2 separate regions of the Homo sapiens genome follow, and region 2 is linked to region 1. Evidence: chromatin loops called from intact Hi-C (ENCODE). Cell type or tissue: Calu3. All regions are shown on one strand.

Region 1 (8,000 bases):
GGGTTCTGGCCGTGCATCTTCTGCTCATAAACTATGTGACTTAAGCCACTTAATCTCCCCAAGAATCTATTTCGTCACCCCTGAAATGGAATGTATATGGCCTTCCCTGTTTGCCCTCACACTGTGGAAATTATATTACATGTGTTTGTCTTGAAGAACGTTTACATTTAAAAAACAATGTCTCCTTTCCCCAGGAGAAAGTTGAGTTTCCAATTATTAATTCAGGGATGGTATCTTCCCATGACCACATTTATATATTATTCTTATTCTGACATCTTCTGAGAGTATTCTTAGTAAAGTCTTCCCTGGTCAGAAACCTGTCTCTTTACAAATGAACACATATTATGCTACCACAGAGATATAAAAATGATGCCAGGCTGGGATGGCCTGAATTGTGTCCTCCCTAAATTCTTATATTGAAGCTCTAATCTCCAATGTGATGGAATTTGGAAATGGAGACTTTGGAAGATAATTTGATTTAGATGAGGTCATGAAGATAGGGCTCTTCTGAGGAGATTAGGGCCCTTATAAGAAGACACAACAAAGAGCTTGCTGGCTCTTTCTCCCTGCCTTGGGAGGACACAGCAAGAAGGAGGTTGTCTTAGGCTGTTCTTGCACTGTTATAAAGAAATACCTGCAACTGAGTGACTTACATGAAAATTGATTTAACTGGCTCACGGTTCTGCAAGCTGTAGAGGAAGCATGGTGGCGTCTGCTTCTGGGGAGGTCTCAGGAAGCTTTCAATCATGATGGAAGGCAAAGGGGAAACAGTCACATCACATGGAAGAATGGGACAAGGAGAGTGAGACAGTGCAGGGGGAGGTGGCACACATTTGTAAGTGAGTTCTCTCAGGAGAACTCACTATCGCAAAGACAGCACTAAGCCGTGAGGGATCCGCTCCCATGATCCAAACACCTGCCACCAGGCCCCATTTCCAGCACTGGAGTTTACAATTCAGCATAAGATTTGGGAAGGGACGAATATCCAAACTATACCAGAGGCTGTCTACAAGCCAGGAAGAAGGCTGTCACCAGGAACTGATCCTGCTGGTACCTTAATTTTGGAATTGTAGCCTATAGAACTGCGAGAAATAAGTGGCTGTTGGTTAAGCCACCCAGTCTATGGTATTTTGTTATGTAAGTGCTAGCTGACTAAAAACCGGCTTTGTTAAGCAATGAGTATTACTTCTGTTTTGACTAAAGTTCATAGTGATGCTTACTAACACAGTAGATGGATTGAAACAGGTCATGATGCTGGCAGTGGGGCATTAAGTACACGTCAGATTGAAATGGCTTTCCACATTGCACTAGATCCTTTTGGAACCCGGGTTGGAAGTTATTTAAACTTGAAAGACCCACAAGCATGTTGACTTCTCTTAAACTCAAGGACCTTTCACACTGAGAGAGTTTAAAGTTTAAATTGCCTCCCACAGGGTCCAAGTCATCATCCAATGCATGGTGGGTTTCTTTGAACACTTCTGTAGTCATTATGAGTCCACATCATTTCAAGAAAGAAGAGACAGCAACATTAGTTTTCATGCTAATTTTCCTATTCACTCAACTAATATCTAATGGATTGCTATGGTATGTAAAACACTCCAGTTACTTTAACTGTAAATCTAAGCTTTCCCTCAGGAAGCTTGCACCCAGCATAAACTGTCATGAAGAAGTACTAATAAAATGTTAGAAAAGTTTTAAGGAAGAAAAGTTCACTTCCTGCTTGAGAGGCATGGAAGACTTATGGGAAAATTAGCATCTGACTGGATAATTAAAGAGTAGGGAAGCATTGGGCTCAAGATGAGGAAAGTGACAATTCATTGCAGGGGAAAGCCTGTATGCGAACAAAACTTACATGGGATTAAGTATTCTTGTTTGCCTCCAGCAGAAGTATGAAGTAAAGGAAGTTTAGAAGTAAGGAATGAGGTTGAAAAGGTAGGTTGAGTTCATAATAACTAAAGGTATTCAATAAAAGATTAAGGCATGTAGACTTAAACCTTCTGGTCATGGGGAGCCATTGCATATTTTTGAGAGAGAGAAATATGATATGGCTACTGTGAACCATATCATTTTGATCTCACTTGAGAGTTGGGAGAGAGAGGCCATCTTACCTTGGTTTCATAGACTGGGAAGGGGGAAAGAAAAGTTTTCTCTAAAGGGCCAGAGAGTAAATATTTTAGGTTTTGTGTATCATAAAATTTATTTTAAAACTACTCAACTCTGCTGCTATAGCTAGAAAGCAGCCATAAACAATGTATAAATGAATGAGCATGACTGAGTTCCAGTAAAATTTTATTTACCAAATTAGATGGCAGACCATATTTGTCCCATAGAACATACTTTGGGGATTCCGGCACTAATGGGTAAAATGAGACTATTTTGCTGTTGATTTTTGTTTATATGTTTCATTGTCTTTGTTATAGCTGTGTTTGCAGTTTTTATTCTTGTTATTCCAATTGTGGCTTTTACTTTATCAGTCATTAAGAAGACACTAAAACAAATATGACTACTCTCACACGTGAGAAAGTGAGAAATGGCATAGGGCTTAAAGCCAGTTAAAAAAGGATCATGGAAGATATTAATAACAATAGCTAATATGTATATGGCTTCTACCAAGTATTTGCTACATATTAATGTATTTCACACTTAAAATAGCATTACGAAGTAAGTTTTATTATTGTCACTCTTTGCCAATGATAACAATGTGTCATAGAAATTTCAAGTGACTTGCTCATGGTCACATAGTTTACAGGAAGCATCGCAGCTAGGATTTGAACCCAGACAGCCTAGCTTAGGGTGTTGCCTTCGGAAATTCCTCGCCTTGCTATGTTGTAATAAGTTAAAGGTGATTTCATCAAATTATTTAGCTGAAATAAAATGCTTGACTGGGACTCCTTAAGAATTTGCCAAAGTCTATGGAAGCTGCACTTATTCTAGATTATGTCTGTTCTACATTCTGAAGTATCATTGACTCTAGTGTCCCATGGCAACACTTGATTATCTTTAAATACAGAGACCTTTTTCACTGAAAAGATTTCTTTAAAATTTAGATGTCTTTTTCAGCATCAAAAATAAGTGGAATTTCCATATAATTGAACTTTTTTTTCCAAGTGCAAGACTTTTGGAGCTCACCATGGTCTTAACCACATTATATAATAAGTAGTAACTTTTTTCATCTATGCTTAATATTTTCTCTGATGTGAGAAATTGTATCATCAGATTAGAAAGTTGAGGATTTTAGGAAATTAAGGGAAATTCCAAGGTAATAATAAATTGGGAAATAAATTATTTTATATTGCCATTAGGGTACAAAGTATACAACTAAGGATCATATTTTAATGAAAAATTTCAGAATTAATATCCTGATATTAGAGACTTCAATCAAATTCTCATATAATCCAAGATAGCGTAGTCAAAACCACTAAATTACTGTACTGTGTAGCAATGAACAGTAATTCTATATTGACTTATCCTTATTTTTTTTTTAAGATGGGTTTCTCGTTTATTTGGAACAAAAGAAAAATGTAGTGTTGTAGAAATCTTTGGATTCAGACAGACCTGTTCTTGAGTCTTGACTCAGTGCTTCACTGTGTATTGAAACTAAATGAAGATCTTCAACTTTTCTATTCATGATCAATCTGCAAAAATAAAAGCTATTACAGATAACATACAAGGTTTCTTGAGCGATTAAGTTTTCTTTTTGAAAGCCTGTGACCTGATTAAGATGCTTAAAATGATATATATGTCTCTTTTCTGTTCTTTAAATTTGAATGAAAGTTTGGCATTTTAAAAAACTTTAGGTGATTTAGGAGTATAATTTTAAGCAGATTTTTAGAGTACGAGTGTCCACATATTTAACTAAACATTCAAAAATTAGTTAAAATCAATGAACTTGGGAAGGAAAACTACTTGCTACATAATCCAGAAAATTTTACTAAATTATTTGAACTAAGCATGACTCTCCAAACTGTGGACATATTTTCTCAAGGGATTCTATGTATTATGGCTTCAAGGTACTTTTGTGTGTACCTCAAAATGGCTGAAGGCATTTTAACAGTGCATCTGAGAGTGTCTTACTTACATATTATTTGTACACTATTTTATCTATATCTTTGGACATTTTATATTTCTGTGTAAGTAAAACTTCCATGAAAATTTCATTTGTCACCATATTTTCGTTATGCAGATAAGAAAACGAAAGAAGCCAAATTGAAGACAAGCTCTGAAAGGGAATGTGCGCCCTCTAGTGACCCACATTTATTTATCATAAGGACATAGGCAGCTTTTGGGTTTCATCATTTTAAATAAACTTTACATTTGATTTTAAAATATATGACTCAGGATTTTCAACTTGAGTATATTATATTGTATGATCATAGATTTATTACTCTGACAGGATTTCATCTATCATTTAAGAGAATATTTCTATTAACCTGTGTTAAGGTGATTTTCTTGCACAGAAGTGTGTTTCAAAGGGACTTTCAATTTATTGAAAATGAAAAATAGGCTTTAGGCATCTGTGGCTTAGCAGCATTTTATTTCCCATCCTCTGGGTCATGCAGTTTTTGCCCACGTGTTTTCACACTCCTTGGCTTTATAACTAATTCCTCTAATGTAGCAGTATCTGACATTTTAGAATTTGTGGGGGTTTCTTACCTTTTAATTTTTAAGGTTGTTTCTCTCAAAGATATTTAAACAAAACTTATAAATGTGACATCTGTTCAATCATGTCACACTTTAGAAATAAATATTACCAATGAATTTTGAAATGATTAAGATTTAATACCAAATTAAGGTAGGAAGATTATTTTAACATCATTTCTACCTACCAGACGTCAAAATATTTTAGGTAAGTTTTACTTTGTGCAGAGAAGCAATATTTTACAGCAGTTTTATTCTCTTCACTGCAATCAACGATTCTATGGGTGCCAAGATGAATATCAATACCAAATAACTCAGACATTTTTGGCATTAATAGCTTAAAACATTAAATCATTCAATTTGTATGCAAGGGCATGTATTTTAAAAAGCAGAATTTTTAAACATACTAAGTATATAATTCGGTATGCCATAATTGATAATAAAGAAGATGTACAATTTTAAGGACAATATTTTGTGCTTGGACTAGAATTCAGCTTTTGAGGCACATGTTAAATAGGCATATTTTAGGACAAGGTAAACGCCACAGAAATTGATTTTTTAGTATCTTTTAAAGATGCCTTTCAGTGCAATCTGAAATCATTAAATTTTACTGTACTGAAACATATTATTTTATGAGTGATGTGCTTAAAATTACACATATAAAACTAGAAATACATTTGAGACCATGCAAATATAAGGAAAAATAGATTTTTGATAGGAATGTTAATATAGCAGTTTCCACTAACTGAAGACAGAGTCCTCTGTCATCTGTCACATTGTTCCAGGTGCTGTGTAAACCACTGAAGAGTTTATAGGCTTTTTATTATAACTGGGAATTATAACATCTTTAGATTTTATTTAATTTGATTGCTAGATGAATAGACTAATGTAATTGGAATATGAAAGCCACAATATAAGCAAAGCTGATCTCAGTTTTTGTATCTTGGGTCAAAACCTCTTTAATTAGAGAGGTAAGTAAACATATTTACAAGTAATTTTTAAAAAGCATTTGTATTGTAGACCCAGAAAATCTGAGACAGGTCTCAGTTAATTTAGAAAGTTGATTTTGCCTAATCCTAGGTACTCGGGAGGCTGAGGCACGAGAATTGCTTGTCCCCAGGAGGCGGGGGTTGCAGTGAGATTGTGCCACTGCACTCCAGCCTGGGTGATAGAATGAGACTTTGTCTCAAAAAAAAAAAAAAAAAAAAAAAAAAAAAAAAAAAAAGTTGATTTTTGCCAAGGTGGAATTCGCGCGCCTGTGACACAGCCTCAGGAAGTCCTGACGACATGTGCCCAAGGTGGTTGGGGTGCAGCTTGGTTTTACACATTTTAGGGAGGCATGAGACATCAATCAAGTACATTTAAGAAATACATTGGTTTGACCTGGCGCGGTGGCTCACACCTGTAATCCCAGCACTTTGGGAGGCTGAGTCGGGCGGATCACAAGGTCAGGAGATCGAGACCATCCTGGCTGAAACAGTGAAACCCCGTCTCTATGAAAAATAGGGAAAAAAAATTAGCCAGACGTGGCGGCAGGCGCCTGTAGTCCCAGCTACTCGGGAGGCTGAGGCAGGAGAATGGTGTGAACCTGGGAGGCGGAGGTTGCAGTGAGCCAAGATTGTGTCACTGCACTCCAGCTTGGGCAACAGAGCGAGACTCCGTCTGAAAAAAATAAAATTAAAAAAAAAAAAAAAAAAAAGAAATACATTGGTTTGGTCCAGAAAGGCAGGACAACTGGGTGGGGGTGGGGGCTTCCAGGCTGTAGGTAAATTTAAACATTTTCTGGTTGACAATTGGTTGAGTTTGTCTAAAGACCTGGGATCAATAGAAAGGAATGTTTGGGTTGAGATAAGACATTGTGGATACCAAAGTTTTATCATGTAGATGAAGCTTTTAGCTAGCAGGCTTCAGAGAGAAGAGGCTGTAGAGTGCTTCTTATCAGACTTAAAGTCTGTGTTGATGTAAGTGTCAGAGAGGTATAATGAGGCATGTCTGACCCCCACTTCCCTTCTTGGCCTGAACCAGTCTTTCAGGTTAAATTTTAAGAGCCCTGGCTGAGGAGGAAGTCCCTTTGGAGGGGGAGTTAGCCTTTTATTTTTGGTTTACAGTATGTTTTTACTTCAGGACCAGTTTGATAACAGCTTTTAAATTTTTACAATTTAAAGCAAGAAGTCGCTGAAGATCGAAGAAATTAATTTACCCAAGAAAATACCAGAAAGATAAAAATTAGGGATTAAAACCTGTGGTGCCTGATTTACACACACATATATAGCTATGTTATTTTTTTTTCTTTTTTGAGACTGAGTCTCGTTCTGTTGCCCAGGCTGGAATGTAGTGGCACAATCTTGGCTCACTGCAACTTCTGCCTCCCTGGTTCAAGCAATTCTCCTGCCTCAGCCTCCCGAGTAGCTGGGATTACAGGTGCCCACCACCACAGCTGGCTAATTTTTGTATTTTTAGTAGAGACGGGGTTTCGTCATGGTGGCCAGGTTGGTCCTGAACTCCTGACCTCAAGTGAACTGCCCGCCTCGGCCTCTCAAAGTGCTGGAATTACAGGCATGAGCCGCCACGCCTGGCCCTCAGCTCAGTATATTTTTAAATGCACATTTACTTTACATTTAAAGCAACTTAAACATACACACAAACACACACGTATCACACATATTACAAAATACAAGACAATCATGTGGCCCTATCTTCCCCCCTTCCACAGAGGGAGACACACTTACACTATACAAACGTGTATGTGTTGTGTGTGTGTATACAAACTATCTTGATTTGGAGAGGGAACTATTTATCTAAATATTAGCTTGTTTTCTTTTGGTTAAATAGGATTTCCCCTTTAATAATATTCTGTAATTCCAAAAATATAATAATTGCCATGTAGTCAATGCATCTCAAAGTCCTAAAAATATTTTTAGAACTAATAGGATTTATACTGAATTTCATTTGATATTTTTATAAGATCTATTTGATGCAAATTGAATTTGTATTCTATTACTCGATTTTTTTTTAAAGCAAATGCCATGTGGAAACAAGCAGAGAGGGACAAGTTTTCCCAGAAGGAAAGTTGAAAGGGGAAGAGTAGAGAGAGGTTGATCAAGAAAACCTTCACAGATGATGTGCATCTTGAACTGAGCCTTGGAAGATGAATAGTAGGTCATCTTCAAATGGTTGGGGATTTAGGGTCAGGAAAGTGCCTGTATAGTAATATGGAATTAAAATGTCTTCTCACTTCGGAAAACTCTGAAGAAGAAAGGTGATTTTTAAAAATACAGCAAAGTTGGAAAATCTTACCTCCAAAATTATTTCTTCTTTAATACCAACAAAGAATAATTATAGTTTTGTTCCTATTAATGTTA
Region 2 (8,000 bases), 810 kb before region 1:
TAGCTTTCCTAACAAACTAAATACCTAATACAAATCTGAGAGGAAACATATGATTTTATTAATTTTTCTCATGAAAACACTTAAACTTTCTTGTGTTATAATTTCAAACCATAAGTGCCCCCAAGACAGGCAAACTTGGAAGTTTTAGAGAAAATTATACGGTATAATTGATAACAATTACAGTTTCTTTTAACAAATACTGATTCACGATTAGTATTTTTAAAATACAAAATGCATTTTCCTGAATAGCATTTATTTACTTGTTAAAGAAGTTGTGTAAGAGATTCAGCTAATCTAATTTCTTACTTTGTGAAGAAATCACTCATCTAAAGTCAAAATATCAAGTATAAAGTCTACCCTTGGGAGAAGCATACAGGGTGCCAGACTTTAAATATCTCCAGTGTGCAAAATAAATAATATTTTCTTGAAATATCCTCTTATTTGAAAATTTGCTATAGAGTCACAAGAGGCAAATTCCATTTGAGAAAGTGCATGCTATATTTTACAACGCAGAAATGTGGAGCTGAGCACACAACATCTTATTGCAAAAGTACAATTCAGAAGAGAGTTTTTACCCTTAAAAGGCTGTGAAGATAAGTAAAAATCAGCCAAAATTTCAGTGTGAATAATATGATGTTTGGCGAGGAACTCTACTATTGTTACACTTAGGAAAATAATCTAATCCAAAGGCTTTGCATCTGTACAGAAGAGCGAGTAGATACTGAAAGAGATTTGCAGATCCACTGTTTTTTAGGCAGGAAGAATGCTCGTTAAATGCAAACGCTGCTCTGGCTCATGTGTTTGCTCCGAGGTATAGGTTTTGTTCGACTGACGTATCAGATAGTCAGAGTGGTTACCACACCGACGTTGTAGCAGCTGCATAATAAATGACTGAAAGAATCATGTTAGGCATGCCCACCTAACCTAACTTGAATCATGCGAAAGGGGAGCTGTTGGAATTCAAATAGACTTTCTGGTTCCCAGCAGTCGGCAGTAATAGAATGCTTTCAGGAAGATGACAGAATCAGGAGAAAGATGCTGTTTTGCACTATCTTGATTTGTTACAGCAGCCAACTTATTGGCATGATGGAGTGACAGGAAAAACAGCTGGCATGGAAGGTAGGATTATTAAAGCTATTACATCATTACAAATACAATTAGAAGCTGGCCATGACAAAGCATATGTTTGAACAAGCAGCTGTTGGTAGCTGGGGTTTGTTGCCGAGCTCTTCAAACTCTGCAAACAGTGTTGCTTTTACAGAATGGATTTTAAAATTGCCTTGTGCTGCGTTAGATTTTGGGGAGGGGGTGTGCTTGCCTCCAACCTCAGGAAAACACTTCTGGGATAGAAATCAGTGTTAGAAGATTTTAGAATAAAGTATTGTTCAGGAGTCTAGGTTTCTTCAGGTAGATGATGACAGGGGGAAAAAAATCTTCGGGGAAATCTACCCCAGATTAGTTATATGCAATTTAGTTGCAAGAACTGATTGATGTATTGGCATATTCAGACAGTGAGAGAAATGAGAATGTACAGAATGTTTGGATAGGTTGAAAATTGTTATACTTGGTTTCTATTTTATAAGGAGTTTGGCTGTCAGTCATTTCTCCTCATCAATTTCTAGCTTTTGACATTTATTCAGTCATTCTGCATTATATGAAGAAAATATATCAATATCTCCTGCAGGGTTTTTCAACAACTCTAGCATCTGTTTCAGCTATTGAACTGTATTCACGTTTTGCCAAGTTGATGTCGACCCAGCTGGTCTATGATTTCTCGCTTGATTACTGCTCTTAATTTCTCTGTATCAGCTTGTTTCAGATAGGGCTTTGAAGGCTGTTAATGAAAAATGACAGAAGTGATAAATTATTGAAAATGTGAGCATTTATTTATTTATTTATTTATTTATTTATTTATTTTGCCCTTTAATGAGTTTTGTCTTACATTCTTTCTTGCCTGCGTACGATTTTTAGAACCCTTTCTCTGTTTTGCAATATTTCTTTCCCCTACAATCAGTGGATTATAATTATAAGTACTTTTAAGCAAATGGAGCATGAGCATGGACAGTATTTGGCTCCAAAAATAAAGTTTTTGGAGAAAGGGGAGCAATTTATGCTTTTTGTATAAACTATGCATCGTTTCTATAACCTATCTTCACATGCTGTCATGGGGATCTGTCAGTGACTGTAATCAGACTGAACATATTGAAATAATCTTTATCACCACTAGGGTAACAAGCAAATAAAACATTCAAACATTTAACAAGTGATTGTTTAAAACAGATGTTAAATAATATAGAAATAGATTTTCCTAAGTGTGAAAAGCCTGATTATTAACTGTCTATGTAATACAGAATCTTTCGGCTCTCTACCCAGTCTCCTCCATAGCCTGAGGAGCTAAATCATCCAAGTTAATAGACTATCATATATGTACATCTAATATGACCTTTCAGTGTACACAGTGCTACTCGTATGTGCTGTGCCTTTTCTGTAGTAATTGTAATATCCCAGTCAGTCTGGTTAAGGAACACTATTGGCTGTTATGTAACTTTTTTTCTGAATGTTAGTCCATGGTTTTCAATTACGTATTCCTCTTAGAAAGGGTGAGTTAAAAACAACATGTATTTAAATATCAGTAAATTAATTAGCAAGTGGTGGGCTAATTACACTAGGATTTCTCCAAAATAATTGCTAACTTCTGTTTTGAAAAATAGTCAAGGATTTGGATGACTACTTTTTAACCTTGAAGCATACATTACCGTGGTTGAATATCATTCATAATTCATATATACAGCAGGAAAGAAAATAGTTTTCTAGATGTATCATTTTAGCAGCAAAGAATTTTTTTTTATAATGTGGTTCAGGCACTCTGATTATTTCCGTTTAATACTTTTAAGTACTGTAGATGCTTTTGTATAGTGTGTTACAGAACTTGGTTAATCTTTGGGAAGCTCAAAGACTGACAGAATTTTGCATCCAAATGCTACAGGGTTATTTTGTGGTTGGTTGAGAAAATTCAGCTCTGTCTATACTGTTGTTTAAAATACAGCCCTCTTTGGCCAATGTTACTTTTCAACTTTTTATAACCGTTTTAAGTGACCATTCAAGACTGTAAAAACTCTTTTACACTGCATCTTTAGTAGGACTCTCCTTTTGTGAATTGTCTCCTTCGAAAAAATGTGAGCTTCCTTCTAGCCTCACTCTCTTGTTACCATAGTTACTTTTAAAAGAAGGTTTTTCTTTTTCAATGAAGATAGCGTACTTTAAATCAGCCACTGGAATCCCCAAACTGTGTTTTTGTATTTTTTAGTTTATAGTTTAGGCTTGCTTCATTTGCGGTTAGAAAGTGCTCTGTATTTGGTCCCACTGATGAATGGATTGGACAGACGCTAGGTGGCACCAGCTGTTGATTATTAATGAAATCGTAAAGTCTATATGCCACGCACCTGAAGAGCAGGCAAACCCTTATTGATAAATGCATTGTAAGAGCTGGAAATGTCTGCCAATATTTCTTGCTCTAAAACAGGGTCAGCCTGCAGAGTGATGAGACCACGTGAAGTCTTCAAATCCCAATTGCTTAATCCTGTGTCTTCTGAAGTGCTTTAAGGAAGAAAAAACGATGAAGGAGAAATGCATAAAAATAGAAGGTGTGAAAGAGAAGTGGGACACAATGAAATAGACTGCAAACATTTTAATATATTTTTAAATCCAGAATTAGTGACTTTTATAAATCTATGTGAGTTTTCCCCAATTCTCTCAAACTCAGATTGTTTTCTCTAAGGCATTTATATTCTAAAACAATTATTTATCTCTTTTAGGTAAAAATTTTATTGAGCATCATTATTTTTTAAGTAAAAAAATCTCCCTTATTTCTCTTTTTGTGATAAGACTGTCAAGTGAAATTTCCCACATGAGCTAGAGTAGCTGCCTCTCAGGTGTTGCTCTTCAGAAAGATGAGCAGGGGAAGACACTATCGGTTAAGAAATATGCTTTGAAATGTTTTGCCTGAGAAGCTTGCTCCATCCTATTATCCTCCCATTCTCATATAATCCATCTTTTAAGAAGGAAAAAGCAAATAAAAACAAACCACTTAAGCATGTGCATACACACACACACACACACACACACGCTTTGGAAAAAAAAAAAAGTCAGAACTGTTTAAAAAGAGAAAGCCACGACAATATTTTAGTTGGTCCTGGAGTTAATAAACTAAAGTGAAAAATAGGAAGGAAAGTCCATAATTAGATTGTGGAGAGTAAATAATTACTTAAAACTGGAAATATTTTTCCAGAAAAATATGCAATATTTTTTCTTCACTGGGAGTAACTGACAATTCCTGAAGAAGGTGAGATGGTTTAGAAAGAGTGCAAAGATAATATATGCTGTGATTCTCCAATGTTATCTGAAAAGTATGTAATATGGCTAGTTATCTTGATTATAGCATGGACTTTGGTAAAGATTTTTATGATGCCCATATGGTGAAAATGGAGAAATATTTGCTGTTTGACATAAGAGTCTGGTCAATAAATCAGCTGGCTAAATGACCCTGCCTGTGATGTATCAATTAATGAATCACAGTAAACCAGGAAGAGGGCCTTTCACAGGACTATAGCATAGTTCTATAAAATTGGTTCCATCTGACTTGAACCTAATCTTCTGTAATGTGCCTTATGTCTCTGTTCTTGAACCTACTTGGCCTGTGAAATATTAATGTCCAAAAACTGAAGGACGATCCAGATAGCCTGTCTATCTGGGAAGCAGAACAAATACATTGAACTATTAGGGTACCAAAGGATTATGACCACCTAAAAACTGTGGTGAGGTCAAAGAGAATAATTGTAATAGGAATAAGTATAACATCCTAAGCTAAGGTTCATAAAATCAATCTGGCAAGTACAGGACATGAGAGAGTTAAAGCTTAGTAATAATTAATTGAATAAATCTTACTGATTTTGTTGGTCATCATTATTATCAGTCATAATTCATATGACATCAAAATACAATGAAACAAAGTAATATTGTTAGACATGTATCCTGAAAAAGGAAATGAAAAAAATGAGAACGAATTTTAGAAGGATATATATGATATAATGGTGTGTGTGTGTATATATATGATAGGTATGGTATATGTATATATTATATGTGGTAATATATACATATTTTAGAAGGACACCATGATCTAAGAGGAACCTTAACATTTGGGGGTATGTTCAGTGAAAAGTGTCTGAATGCTAAAAGGTCCTACAAACTATAACATTTGAGGGGCATGGAAAGTACTAGAAAAGTGAAAAGTTGAAGAATACTTGAAGGAAAAAAGTAGAGAAAATTAAGCTGATTTCAAATATTCGATGTGCTATAATGCAGAAGAGGGTTTAGACTCACTTGCACCTCTTTGGTAGCAATGGAAAAGTATTCTTCCAGTTAATGTTGTGAGCAGAGAATTGATTACTTTGTGAGACACTGCACTCCTTATTCCTAAAGTGTTCAGTGCTAAGAATGGAGTTTCTGCACTAAATGGAAATTGAAGAAGATGTCTGAGATAATTTTTAACTAAGAATCTGTGAGTCCAATCATTTCTTTTAAAAACATGTTCTTTTTTTTAGACATTTATTTCTCTGAGGGTCTCTACTACTCCACTCGCATCATCCAGGCTAGGGGTCAGTAAATGATAGTCCACATTGTCACATCTATTACTGTTTGACCAGTCATTTAAAATGGTTTTCACGTTTCTGAATTGTTTCATTTCAAGAATATTTCTGACACATGAGATTATATAAAATTTCAATTTAAGAGTCTATAGTTTATTTGGAAGACAGCCACACCCATTTATTTGTTTATATGCTATATAGGACTCCTTTCATGCTAAAACACAGTTGAGTACTTATGACAGAGACCATGTGGGCCACAAAGCAGGAATATTTACTATCTGGCCCTCGATAGGAAAAGTTTGCTCACCTCATCTCTAGACTATAAAGAAATTTTGTTTTTTGCTTATTGACTCAAGTATCTAAACAAGCAATGTAACAGTTAAATAACAGTTCTATACCATAAACAGAAATTGTAACCACCCATACTACTTAAGTACTAGAGACTTGGAAAAGTAGTTCAAATATGCAGCCTAACAGATAAAGATGGTTTCATTTGGCTGTTAGTCTATTGAGATAATTTACTTGTTGAGGAATGTTTATTTAATGTTTCCATAAAAAATTGAAGTCTCTGCAATCATTGACTTATATATAATATCTGCCTAGTTTGACTCCATTAATCTTGCTGAATTTACCTATTTGGTAGGATTCTGTTATTTTTATTGCTGCTTTTCCGTTAGTGTATGATTTCAGTAGACTTACAGAAAGGGTGAAAGTCAATGGAAAACAAGGTAAAGTGAGTGGAATTTTCTTCTTGCAGCTACCCTCTTCTCTCTTCGTGGGTTTATAGACTCTCTCAGCAGCTTTGGAATTGCAGTTTTAGAGACTTACTTTTATAACATTATGAGTGTGTTCTTGATCAAATATGTTCTAGAAGGGATCAAGATAAAACAAATGCACTGCACTATAAAAGAACAGTTAAGGGTTTTAGTAAATGATTGATAAGACATGCTAAATTTAAGAATTAGCAATGAGTTATTTATATTTTCCTGAACATAGGGATATGAGAAGGGATTTTTTTTCATGTCATAGGAGAAACTATAATCAAATTCTAAGCATAAAGCTGAGGGATTCTGAATTTACCACCAAATATTACAATCTCCATAGTTCCATAATGTGCAACTAAAATCCCCACATTTTTTTTCTAGGGAAAGATATAATTTCTGCTCACTGGTAGCGCTGGAAATTCCTGTAAAACCCATAGGATTCTTATTGTATTTCCATGAGGATGTTCCTGAGCAGCTACTTTGTGATGCCTGTCTCTATGGTAACAGACACAAGGCTTAAGGGTCTGAAAGAAATTCTTCCTGTTGGCTTAGGAATATGGAGCAATGAGGGAGACCCACTGAAGACTATAAAACTGAGGAAAGGCAAAAGAGGCAATTGAGAAAAAGTTGTCGTGGGGGAGCTTTTTTTGTGTATTTGAAAATAATTTCACAATTTCATTTGCTCTTAATATATCTCTGAATGAAATAAGAACCAACATACAAGTAAAGTTTTACAGAAAGAAAAAATTCTGTGAAAGTATTGTTTTTTAACCATCTAGTCAATTTTATGTAATTGAAGTCACACAGATTTTTTCTTTAGTTGGCTTGCCTTTCGCTACTCAAGAAAAGATTGCTTCTTGCCTGAAATTGGTAAGAGGACGGCTCTACCCCTGGCAAATTTAGTTCTTGTTACTGCTATCAAAGATCTTGATCTTTTAAAGGACTTTCTTTTTCCTGATTCCAAGGGTAAGAATATTGAACTCTGGTTCACATTACTCATAATCACTGAGCTTCTCAGGGAATTATGAAAGTACACTAGCCTTCCAAGATGTTCTTTTTTAGGTCTATTTCTCTTAAAGACCAGTAATAAATAGAGCAAATAGTACTGCTTATTTGAAAATTGGGTATTTCGTAAGAGGATGCTGGGTGAGAGTTTGTGTTTTTACATGTTTTACTTTGTTTCTCTTATTAAAATAACAAAAAAGCAAACAAAAAGCTCCTAGAAGTTTAAAAATATTTGATTTTCCATTTATTTGACTTCATCTTACTTTCAGCTTAGCAAATAGGGACACATCACATTTGAATTGTTTTAGAAAGGAGATAAATATGACTCTCCTTTCCCTTAGATTCAAAGTATATGTTCAAGGTGTCATCAAATAGCCAAAAGTCTTTAAAATATTTATGCTATGTAAATGTCCTTCAGGAAAATATAAGTCAGAGGGAGGAGATGGCCGTCTTAGTATAAAGCTCTCATGTGTATTTGCAGTGTTAACATGAGTGTTGATGTTTTATTTATCTTCTTAACATGTTATATCTGCACATGTCTTCATTTGTTATATGTTAGGGTCAACAGAAAAAATAATAAAGTTAT

What was found. A loop is a pair of places that touch in the nucleus more often than their neighbours do. Peaks named below come from ENCODE experiments on the same cell type or tissue, not always from the same donor. Only the 100,000 strongest peaks of a DNase experiment are listed, where the experiment ranks them.
Region 2: a loop joins it to region 1, with 14 times the contacts of the local background. A loop is called at or near these places in 34 of 110 quality-filtered maps.

What each region holds. Positions count from the first base shown.
Region 1 is chrX:32,527,243-32,535,242 of GRCh38, reverse strand. The region is part of intron 17 of DMD (dystrophin); the gene reads left to right. Among named protein-coding and RNA genes, the nearest start is that of MIR3915, 53 kb to the left of the region's middle. In Calu3, a CTCF peak has its summit at 4,217 (motif pointing left); no DNase peak of the experiment used is centred here.
Region 2 is chrX:33,332,378-33,340,377 of GRCh38, reverse strand. It overlaps a transcript of DMD not described here. Among named protein-coding and RNA genes, the nearest start is that of DMD, 120 kb to the right of the region's middle. In Calu3, a CTCF peak has its summit at 2,331; a DNase peak (open chromatin) is centred at 3,417.